2 separate regions of the Homo sapiens genome follow, and region 2 is linked to region 1. Evidence: chromatin contacts called from ENCODE Hi-C or POLR2A ChIA-PET data. All regions are on one chromosome and are shown on one strand. Each heading gives the region's core, a stretch centred on a gene start or an enhancer-like site at or near the end of the contact. The rest is flanking DNA. Distances are from core to core; before and after follow the strand shown. Region 1 holds the start of MIR3945HG (MIR3945 host gene). Region 2 holds the start of HELT (helt bHLH transcription factor).

Region 1 (4,287 bases), core at 488-2,987:
CTAAATTCCATCTTTACTAAATGTTTCCTTGGCTCTAACACACATTGATCTCTCCCCTCCCCAATTCTGAATGCACTTTCTTTTTTCTTTTTTTTTTTTTTGAGACAGAGTCTCGCTCTGTCGCCCAGCCTGGAGTGCAGTGGCGCGATCTCGGCTCACTGCAAGCTCCGCCTCCCGGGTTCATGCCATTCTCCTGCCTCAGCCTCCCGAGTAGCTGGGACTACAGGCGCCCACCACCACGCCCAGCTAATTTTTTGCATTTTTAGTAGAGACGGGGTTTCACCGTGTTAGCCAGGATGGTCTCGATCTCCTGACCTCGTGATCTGCCCGCCTCGGCCTCCCAAAGTGCTGGGATTACAGGCGTGAGCCACCGTGCCCGGCCCTCTGAATGCACTTTCTATATACACCAGGTGGCTGGTGTTATCTACTGTCTTATTCTTGAATGGCTTTGGGTAAGCGAGCCTCATAAGTTACTGGTGAGCTTGCTTGTATTGCTTCTGTGCTCCTCTCAAAGCTACTGGCACACTGTACCAAAGTGATTTGTTCATTGATTGATGGAGAAATGTAAACATTGGGACAAATCAGAGAGAAAAAAGGGCAAATTGGACATTATCTTGTTCGATTTCAGTTGGCAGTCAATGGTTTGTGTTCAAATTATCCTACAGAGGCTTGAACCAGGAGGGGAGGTTCAGAAAACAGATGGTGGGAAAGAGAACAGATCTCTGTATTATGGAGCTTTGACTTTAAAATTATTTCTCTTAAAGAAGAGATAGACCCAAAAGGAAATGATCTGAGATAAATTTCCAGGGACCAGTAAGACAGAAGTACCACTAAATATGAAGAGGCAGTGGACTGGGAATAATGAGAGAAGACCCAGGCAATCATGCCTGTAAGTTACGATAAAGAAAACAGGAAGCACATTTCGACAGAAAAACCATACTTTACATTAAAGAAGTGAGATTGTGTCTGTTGCAAGAGTGAGAGGGAAAGCCCGCAACGACCTCAGGGACCCAGTGAATTAGCTCACGGGAAGCCCAGGGCCTCTTTTGCTAGCTGCTAATGAAGGGAATTAGATAACCATGTTATTTTGAAAGAAAACAGATTATGTTTATTGAATGATCTAAAAGAAGCGAAAAGGGCTAGGTAAAGATGCCATGTTTTGGATTCTGATGTTGGGTCACACCAGGGCGCCCATTCTTCTGTATTCACAAAATGCCCAAATAGGGAGAGGTCTTGCCAGGCGCGTGAACTCGCCACTGTGGCTGAGCAACAAAGGTACATTGAAAGGAAGCGTGTGTGTTTGTGGCTTTGAGCCCCTTTTCCTATTCTGCTGAAGATTAGGAAATTATAGGTTATACTGCTTGAAATGAAGACAGAGTAAATGGTAGGAGGGTTGTAAATCACCTGCGAAGCACCGTCTTCGACCATGCCATATAGCAAGGCTACCCAAAACACTCCAGTCTCTAATTTGTTCAACTTAAAGAATAAGAGGGATATGTCAGTCAGGACCTGCTAACTGCTGTATCAGACAACCCCAGATCCCTAACGACTTACCTCACAGTCATCAGGGGCTAGACAAGTGACCTTCCACACGATAATTCAGAGATACTGCTCCTTTCCTGTAGTTCTCCAGTCCTCAGCACAGGGTCTCAAGATCATCTAGCATCGACCAGTCAGCAAATGTCGGAAGAGGAAAGATAGCTTCCTTAGTCCCTAAGAGACAGCATCTCGTTTTCACTACATTCCACTGGTGAGAACTACTCATATGGCCACACCTAGACACAGCGGTGACTGGAAAGTTAATTTGATTGTGTTTCCAGGAAAAGGAGATAGGCTTGGTGAGTCAGTCTCTCTAGAGGAAAATATGGAACTGGGTTGGATTAAAAAAAATCCAGGCTGGGCGCGGTGGCTCATGCCTGTAATCCCAGCACTTTGGGAGGCCAAGGCGGGTGGATCACCAGAGGTCAGGAGTTCGAGACCAGCGTGGCCAACATGGTAAAACTCCGTCTCGATTAAAAATTAAAAAAAAAAAATTAGCCGGGTGTGGTGGTGGGCGCCTGTAATCCCAGCTACTCAGGAGACTGAGGCAGGAGAATAGCTTGAACCCGGGAGGCAGAGGTTGTAGTGAGCTGAGACTGCACCACTGCACTCCAGCCTGGGTGACAGAGTGAGACTCCGTCTCAAAAAAAAAAAAAAAAAAAAAAAATTCAGGTAATGATTTATATGTTTCTATCAAGCAATATGCCTATAAACATGGAATGATTGAATTTTCAGTTTCAAATACATGTTTTGGGTTGTGAAGACTCAAAAAGCTTGTGGGTCTCTTTGTTTTTGTCAAAGTATATGAATAAACGAGGATTGCAGAAGTTTACTTGTGGAATGAATGCATTAGTAAATTAATGAAGCTTTCTCCTGTACTGAAAGAAGAGTATAAGGTCATGACTCATGGTCATGAGGTAGGAAATAATTCTGCTCACCAAGAAACAAGGACATTTTAAATATCTAAAAAAGCAGAAATGAGAAAGGAAGCATGAAAAATAATCATTTAGCCAACAGTTACAGCACCTACTGACAGACAGAAAGTACAGGGCATTGACATAGTTTAAATCCAGTGACTTCCGTTTTTCCTAATAGAATCAGAGTGATAATGCATTTTAAAGGTTATTTTTATTATTTCATGTCTCCAAACCATTTTCAGAGGGAAATTATCATGGCTGTCACAACAGTAGCTTAATACACAAGGTTGATGGTATTTTACAAAAGTGTCACAAGTGGATTTTAAAGTTAAAAAAAAAAAGGGGGGCTGAGTGCAGTGGCTCATGTCTGTAATCCCAGCACTTTGGGAGGCTGAGTCGGGCGGATCACCCGAGGTCACGAGTTCGAGACCAGCCTGGACAACATGGTGAAACCCCGTCTCTACTAAAAATACAAAAATTATCCAGGTGTGGTGGTGCGCGCCTGTAATCCCAGCTACTCTGGAGGCTGAGGCAGGGGAATCACTTGAACCCTGGAGGCAGAGGTTGCAGTGAACTGAGATTGCACCACTATACTCCAGCCTGGGTGACAGGGGGAGACTCCATCTCAAAAATAAAAAATAATAAATAAGGTTAAAAAAAAGATCAGTATGATATAGCTTATATGAATAGAAAAGATGATTCTCGAACAATAGCATGAGGCATATGAGTTGAAAATAAAGCCTAGAGGTCTTCACCTACAGCAGAGAAAATTTTCACTCTCCCCCACCCCACAGAAGACAGACAGACCTACCCCAAAATTAAAATGACATTAGCCCCATAAGCATGTTTCCCTCCTCAGGTAACAAAGAAGATACCTCAGTTCTAAATCCACACAGTTTTAAAGATGTCATATATTTAATGCTCTTTTTTTTTTCTTTTTTTTTTGAGATGGAGTCTTGCTCTGTCACCCAGGCTGGAGTGCAGTGGCACGATCTTGTCTCACTGCAACCTCTGCCTCCCGGGTTCAAGCAATTCTCTGCCTCAGCCTCCCGAGTAGCTGGGATTACAGGTGCCCGCCACCACATCCAGCTAATTTTTGAATTTTTAGTAGAGACGGGGTTTCACCATCTTGGCCAGTCTGGTCTTGAACTCCTGACCTCGTGATTCACCTGCCTTGGCCTCCCAAAGTGCTGGGATTACAAGCGTGAGCCACCATGCCCGGCCTAATGCTCATTCTAACTAGAAGGAAGTAAAGCCTCAGAACAGTAAAATGATTTGCCACATGTCACAGTTGCAATAAACAGTTCAAGTCCACTCCATAAAGAGATACTAGCAATCCTACGGTTTGTCGAAAGCCAGGCTTCTCGGATAACAAAATATTCTAGGTTCTTTGACAAAATGGGTGATGGGAAGTAAGGAGGAGGGCCTAGTTTCTGAAGCTGCAGGTCATGTAAGGAGCTTGCCCTCAGGCTGGCAAGGCCTAGGAATGGGGGGTGCAGGCGGCCTTCAAGTGCCTGGGGGCCAAGAGGAAGTGCTGCTGTCCCCTGAAATCTTTTTATGGGAGGAACTGACACTGTGGGTCTGTTCAAGTCCCCAAAATGGGGACAGGCTGGGGGCTGAGGACACAGACTCAAGGCCCCTCATTGGCAGTCATGGCCAGGCCAAGGAGCCCAGCTCAGGGCTGCTGGCTTATTCTCAAGCCCCCCAGGGATGTGAAGAGGGGTGCAGAGACTCACGTTTTGCACCCACGGAGTCCAGGACTGGGGTGTTAGAAGTGGGGTAGATTTAGTGGACACAGCAGATCAAGTGCATGTGAAGAGCGCCGCAGCAG
Region 2 (4,498 bases), core at 821-3,320, 160 kb after region 1:
GGGAGTGCGAAGTGTGCGCGCTCCTTTTTACCCATTCACGTTAGTTAATTTGGATGATAAGGGTTCGCGTTTAATCTCTTTGTGTGCGAGTGAATATCCTGAAATCGACAACCCCTGAGAGGGCACTCGCGGCTGGCAGAGCAACCTGGGAGGGTGCGGATCGTGTCCAATCTGGCGTGAAGCAGAAAGGAAACATCGTGAGGAGACTAGAGGCAGGACCGAGAGGGACACCCTAGGGGTGCGAGGTGCAGACCGAGCCCTCACATCTCCCAGGCCGCAGCAGGTGGGCCGATGGCTTCCCCGAGGCCTGGCACCCCAGGCCTGGCTCTGCGCCCTGAGGCTCCCAGGTCCCACCAGCTAGAAGAGCGCCGCCTACCCACCCCTGCCAAGGTCTAACGACCCCAAGGGGGGCGCTGGGCCCTGCCATCTCCCTGCAGAACAGAGAGAATTTAGGCAGGGTTAGGGGCAGGCAGAAAAGAAGAAAAATCTGAGAAGCGGTCTCAGCTGTTCCCAGATGGAAAAGATTAGAGAGGTGAGAGTTCGGTGGCTCTAGAAAGGGCCATAAAACAAAAATCATTTTTATCGTTTCAATCTGCAAGAAAGCTCACCCCCCACCCACACCCCACAAGCTCAGAGCCCCCAGAGTATAGGATCCGAGGCAGCAAGTGTGAGCGAGGCCCGTCCTGGGGGAGGTGGCCTCTGGCCGCGGGGCCAGGTTGCCCTCAGAGGCGCAGGCGGCCAAGAGAGTTCCCAGCCGCCGCCGCCCCCCTCCTTCCCCTTGGGCCCGTCCAGCAAATTTCCTCCCTCGTTTCTGTTCGTGCCTTCCCTCCCTCCTCCTCCCCCCGATATTTTCGCTTTCTAAAACCATAAAAAAGAGATCAACTTCCCAAACTTCACAGGGCCCTTTTCAGTGACAAATATTGATGCCCAAAGTGTCTGCGCTCTCCCGCCCCCAAACGTTAAGAAAAGACGCCAGCGAAAGGGAGACATAAAAAGTTAACAATGCTGTGAAAATATGTTTGCAGAAAATAGACAATCGTTGGATTAAACGTATTCAAGTATGAAATAATGCCTTTTTGTGTCAAAACTTGGGCGATGGGCGGGTACAAAAGTTCCCTGTGGCAGCTACTTGCTCCCTTTGTGAGCCGTGCGCTTTGGCGTCTCCACTTGGGCGCATTACTCAGAGCCCTCTAAGCGCGATTGTTTCTCCCTTTCTAATGACATTTACCGGATCAAAACATGCTGTTAATTCGATCAGAAGGCTTCACCCTCCCTGACAAAGCCACAATAATTTCTCCTGAAGTTTGTTAAATTGACCAAAATTAGGCAAATGAATAGGGGTCTGTAGGCGCCCCCTCTCGCAGGTGACGTTGCATAATGCTTGCCTGGGCCAGCTGCATTCCCCCTTTTCTTCTCGGCCCACTCTTCTCCGTGTTGCCCCCCAATCCTCCCACCCGCCCCTTCACACACAAACACACACACACGCCCGCCAGTCTCTCCTCCCCCACCCTCTGGCATTATTAAAATTTAGCCCAATGAAACTATTCATACTTTTCAATGGACATTTTCGTATAGGATAATAGGCTACAAATTGAGCCTCTTCCCCCCGCGAAGAGGGAGCAGGAGGGGTGGGGAGAAAAGAAAGCCAGCGACGTGGTCAGGGAGTAGGGGGGAGCGTCGCGTGCCAAACAGCGGCGGGAGGGGCGAGGCGAGGCGAGGCGGGAGCCTCGTGTGCCAGCCGCAGCCCCACACCTGCCGGGATGTCCGGACAAATAAAGCGGTGTAAACAAAAAGGGGGGAGAAGGACGTGTCACCAAGTCGTGTGAGAAAAGCCTGGGAACAAACGGGGCGCCTCCGTCTCCAAGAGCTCTCCCTTGAACCCGGCGGAACAGCCTATTAAAGGCTTACTTAATTACTTTAATGACTCTGGACAGGCTTTAAAACGCACTCGGCGCTGGGACGGCGGGCTTGCTGGGATTTGTAAACAGGCGATCATGTGAGACTCAGCGGTGGGACTAAAAGAGGCGACACTGTTTTGTGAGGGTCCTCGCCCCCCGGTGCCCGCGGCCGCTGCGCCCCTGCGCTCCGCGCCCGCGACTGCTGCAGGCGCTTGCTCGCCCGCCGGCCCCAGTTTACCGCCTCCTTTTCCCGCCCGAGCTGTTGCCATGCAAATGTTATTCCTGGGCCGATCACGTGTCCTTTGAAGGGCCACGTGGATTAACAAAGCTGATCTGCCCCCAGCTCGCCCCCCTCGGCTGCTAATTTTTTTTTTTTCTTAACTTCTTTAAAACTGATCTTGAATGCATACATCCTCCAAACGCAGCTCCCCTAATCCTATGGAATAATTCAACTCGTGAATGCATCTGGAGCCCTAGATGACCGCTTTATAAGGCAGCCCTCGGAGTTGGGAGGCTGCAGTCTACCTGGGACACTCGAGGAGGCACACGAGGCGGAAAAGTGGACGGGTGCCCCGCGCCACCGCCTCTCCCGAGGGCGCGTACTGACCAGGATGTCAGACAAGCTCAAGGAACGCAAAGTGAGTCGGCTGAGCCCAAATGGCACTTGCGCCCTGGTGGTGGAGGCATCTGACTCACCGACCCGCCACTTGGGTGGACCGATGGCAGGGAAGTGCCCGCACGGGACTTTGAGTGTGGAGGAATCTCGAGTGGTTTGGGAAGGGGGTGGGGTAGAGAGAGGAGGGTGCTCAACCAGGTAGAAGTCCTGCCTGGAGGCTGGCGGCCACCTCCCCAAAGGCCTGGGTAGGGTGGCTGGAAGGGGAGCGCGCCAGCGCGGGCGTCAGAAGGCAGAGCTCACCTGGCCCGAGCGTGGCGGGCCAGGAGTCCCTTCCTAGAGCGAATCTGAGCAGTGTGCGCGGCTGGAGAGGCGGCTTGCACCCAGCTGCTAGAGCCGCGCCTTTGACGACTTCCCGGGCAAAGCCATCCTAAACATACAACCCTCTCTTCGCAGAGAACCCCCGTTTCTCATAAAGTGATAGAAAAGCGGAGGAGGGACAGGATCAACCGCTGCTTGAACGAGCTGGGCAAGACAGTGCCCATGGCCTTGGCGAAGCAGGTAACGTTGGCGACCCGGAGCCGGGTGCCAGGCGTTGGGAGGCCTCTGCGGCCACTCTGCGGAGACGCCCGAGCCCGCGGACACAGAGGACCTCACTTGCGGGCCCCTCCCAGGCGGGGGGCCTGAGCGCAGGGCGAACCTCAGGAGGCTCTGGCGCAGATCCGCAGCCGCGTCCGCTCGCTGGTCCTCTCCAGCGCCACAGTGCCCGACCAGCAGGCGCTGGGCCGCTGCGAGGGGCCCTTCCTCCTTTTGCAGAGTTCCGGGAAGCTGGAGAAGGCGGAGATCCTCGAGATGACCGTTCAGTACCTGAGAGCACTGCACTCCGCTGATTTTCCCCGGGGAAGGGAAAAAGGTGGGCACAGGTTAGGGAATGGGACGCCTGGGCCAGGCGCCTGCGCCACCCAGAGACCCTGGGGCTGGGAGGGGAGTGACTGAGTGTTCCCGAGAGCTCTACTAGAGCTCCACTCTCCAGGAGGGCAGGGGTCCTGCGAAGGCGCCTCTCCCTGCTCGGCGACAGCAAGGCGGCGAGGGAGAACTGGTTCCCAGGGAGGCTGGTTCCACCTCCTTCTCCCGGGTGGGGTGGGTGGGGTCAGGCTCTCAGGGAAAGAGGGCGTTTGCGCGTGCCTCGCCAGTCTCTAAGACTGCGCAGAGGAGAGGGCGGGCCTCAAATGGGAACTTTGGCCAGAAAATGTGGTGGGAGGTGCCCTGCACCCGCTTTGGGCTCGCGTGGGGAAGGGGCACTCAGGGTGTGTCCGTCCTACGGGCTTTCTCGTTCCTCCAGCAGAACTTCTAGCGGAGTTTGCCAACTACTTCCACTATGGCTACCACGAGTGCATGAAGAACCTGGTGCATTACCTCACCACGGTGGAGCGGATGGAGACCAAGGACACGAAGTACGCGCGCATCCTCGCCTTCTTGCAGTCCAAGGCCCGCCTGGGCGCGGAGCCCGCCTTTCCGCCGCTGGGTTCGCTCCCGGAGCCGGATTTCTCCTATCAGCTGCACCCTGCGGGGCCCGAATTCGCTGGTCACAGCCCGGGCGAGGCCGCTGTGTTCCCGCAGGGCTCTGGTGCCGGGCCTTTCCCCTGGCCGCCTGGCGCGGCCCGCAGCCCCGCGCTGCCCTACCTGCCCAGCGCGCCAGTGCCGCTCGCTAGCCCAGCGCAGCAGCACAGCCCCTTCCTGACACCGGTGCAGGGCCTGGACCGGCATTACCTCAACCTGATCGGCCACGCGCACCCCAACGCCCTTAACCTGCACACGCCCCAGCACCCCCCGGTGCTCTGACGCCCACTCGCCCGCCAGATTTCTCCTCGCTTTGGGCGCTTTTAGGAGAAATGCTGTATATATTGTACACATAATGTGTAAATATTGTACCCCAAAAATCTGGGCTGGGGGAGGCAAAGAGCGAATGAGTCTTCTGAAGGATCTC

The links. A loop is a pair of places that touch in the nucleus more often than their neighbours do. ChIA-PET counts read pairs that join two places held with the same protein, here RNA polymerase II (POLR2A). Pooled maps may share reads with other maps.
Region 2: POLR2A ChIA-PET joins it to region 1 with 12 read pairs in activated CD4-positive, alpha-beta T cell. The contact joins the promoter of HELT here to the promoter of MIR3945HG in region 1. A Hi-C loop is called at or near these places in 1 of 50 pooled maps. POLR2A ChIA-PET finds 5 or more read pairs at or near these places in 3 of 52 experiments (Panc1, RWPE1 and activated CD4-positive, alpha-beta T cell).

What each region holds. Positions count from the first base shown.
Region 1 is chr4:184,853,915-184,858,201 of GRCh38, forward strand. MIR3945HG (MIR3945 host gene) reads right to left here and starts at 1,738. Exons shown (of 3, transcript NR_132989.1): 1 at 1,555-1,738.
Region 2 is chr4:185,016,420-185,020,917 of GRCh38, forward strand. HELT (helt bHLH transcription factor) reads left to right here and starts at 2,071. Exons shown (of 4, transcript NM_001300781.2): 1 at 2,071-2,536; 2 at 2,968-3,072; 3 at 3,328-3,424; 4 at 3,854-4,498. The coding sequence starts at 2,510. The coding sequence ends at 4,353. RefSeq lists enhancers at 1,321-1,901, 1,902-2,480, 2,481-3,060, 3,775-4,498.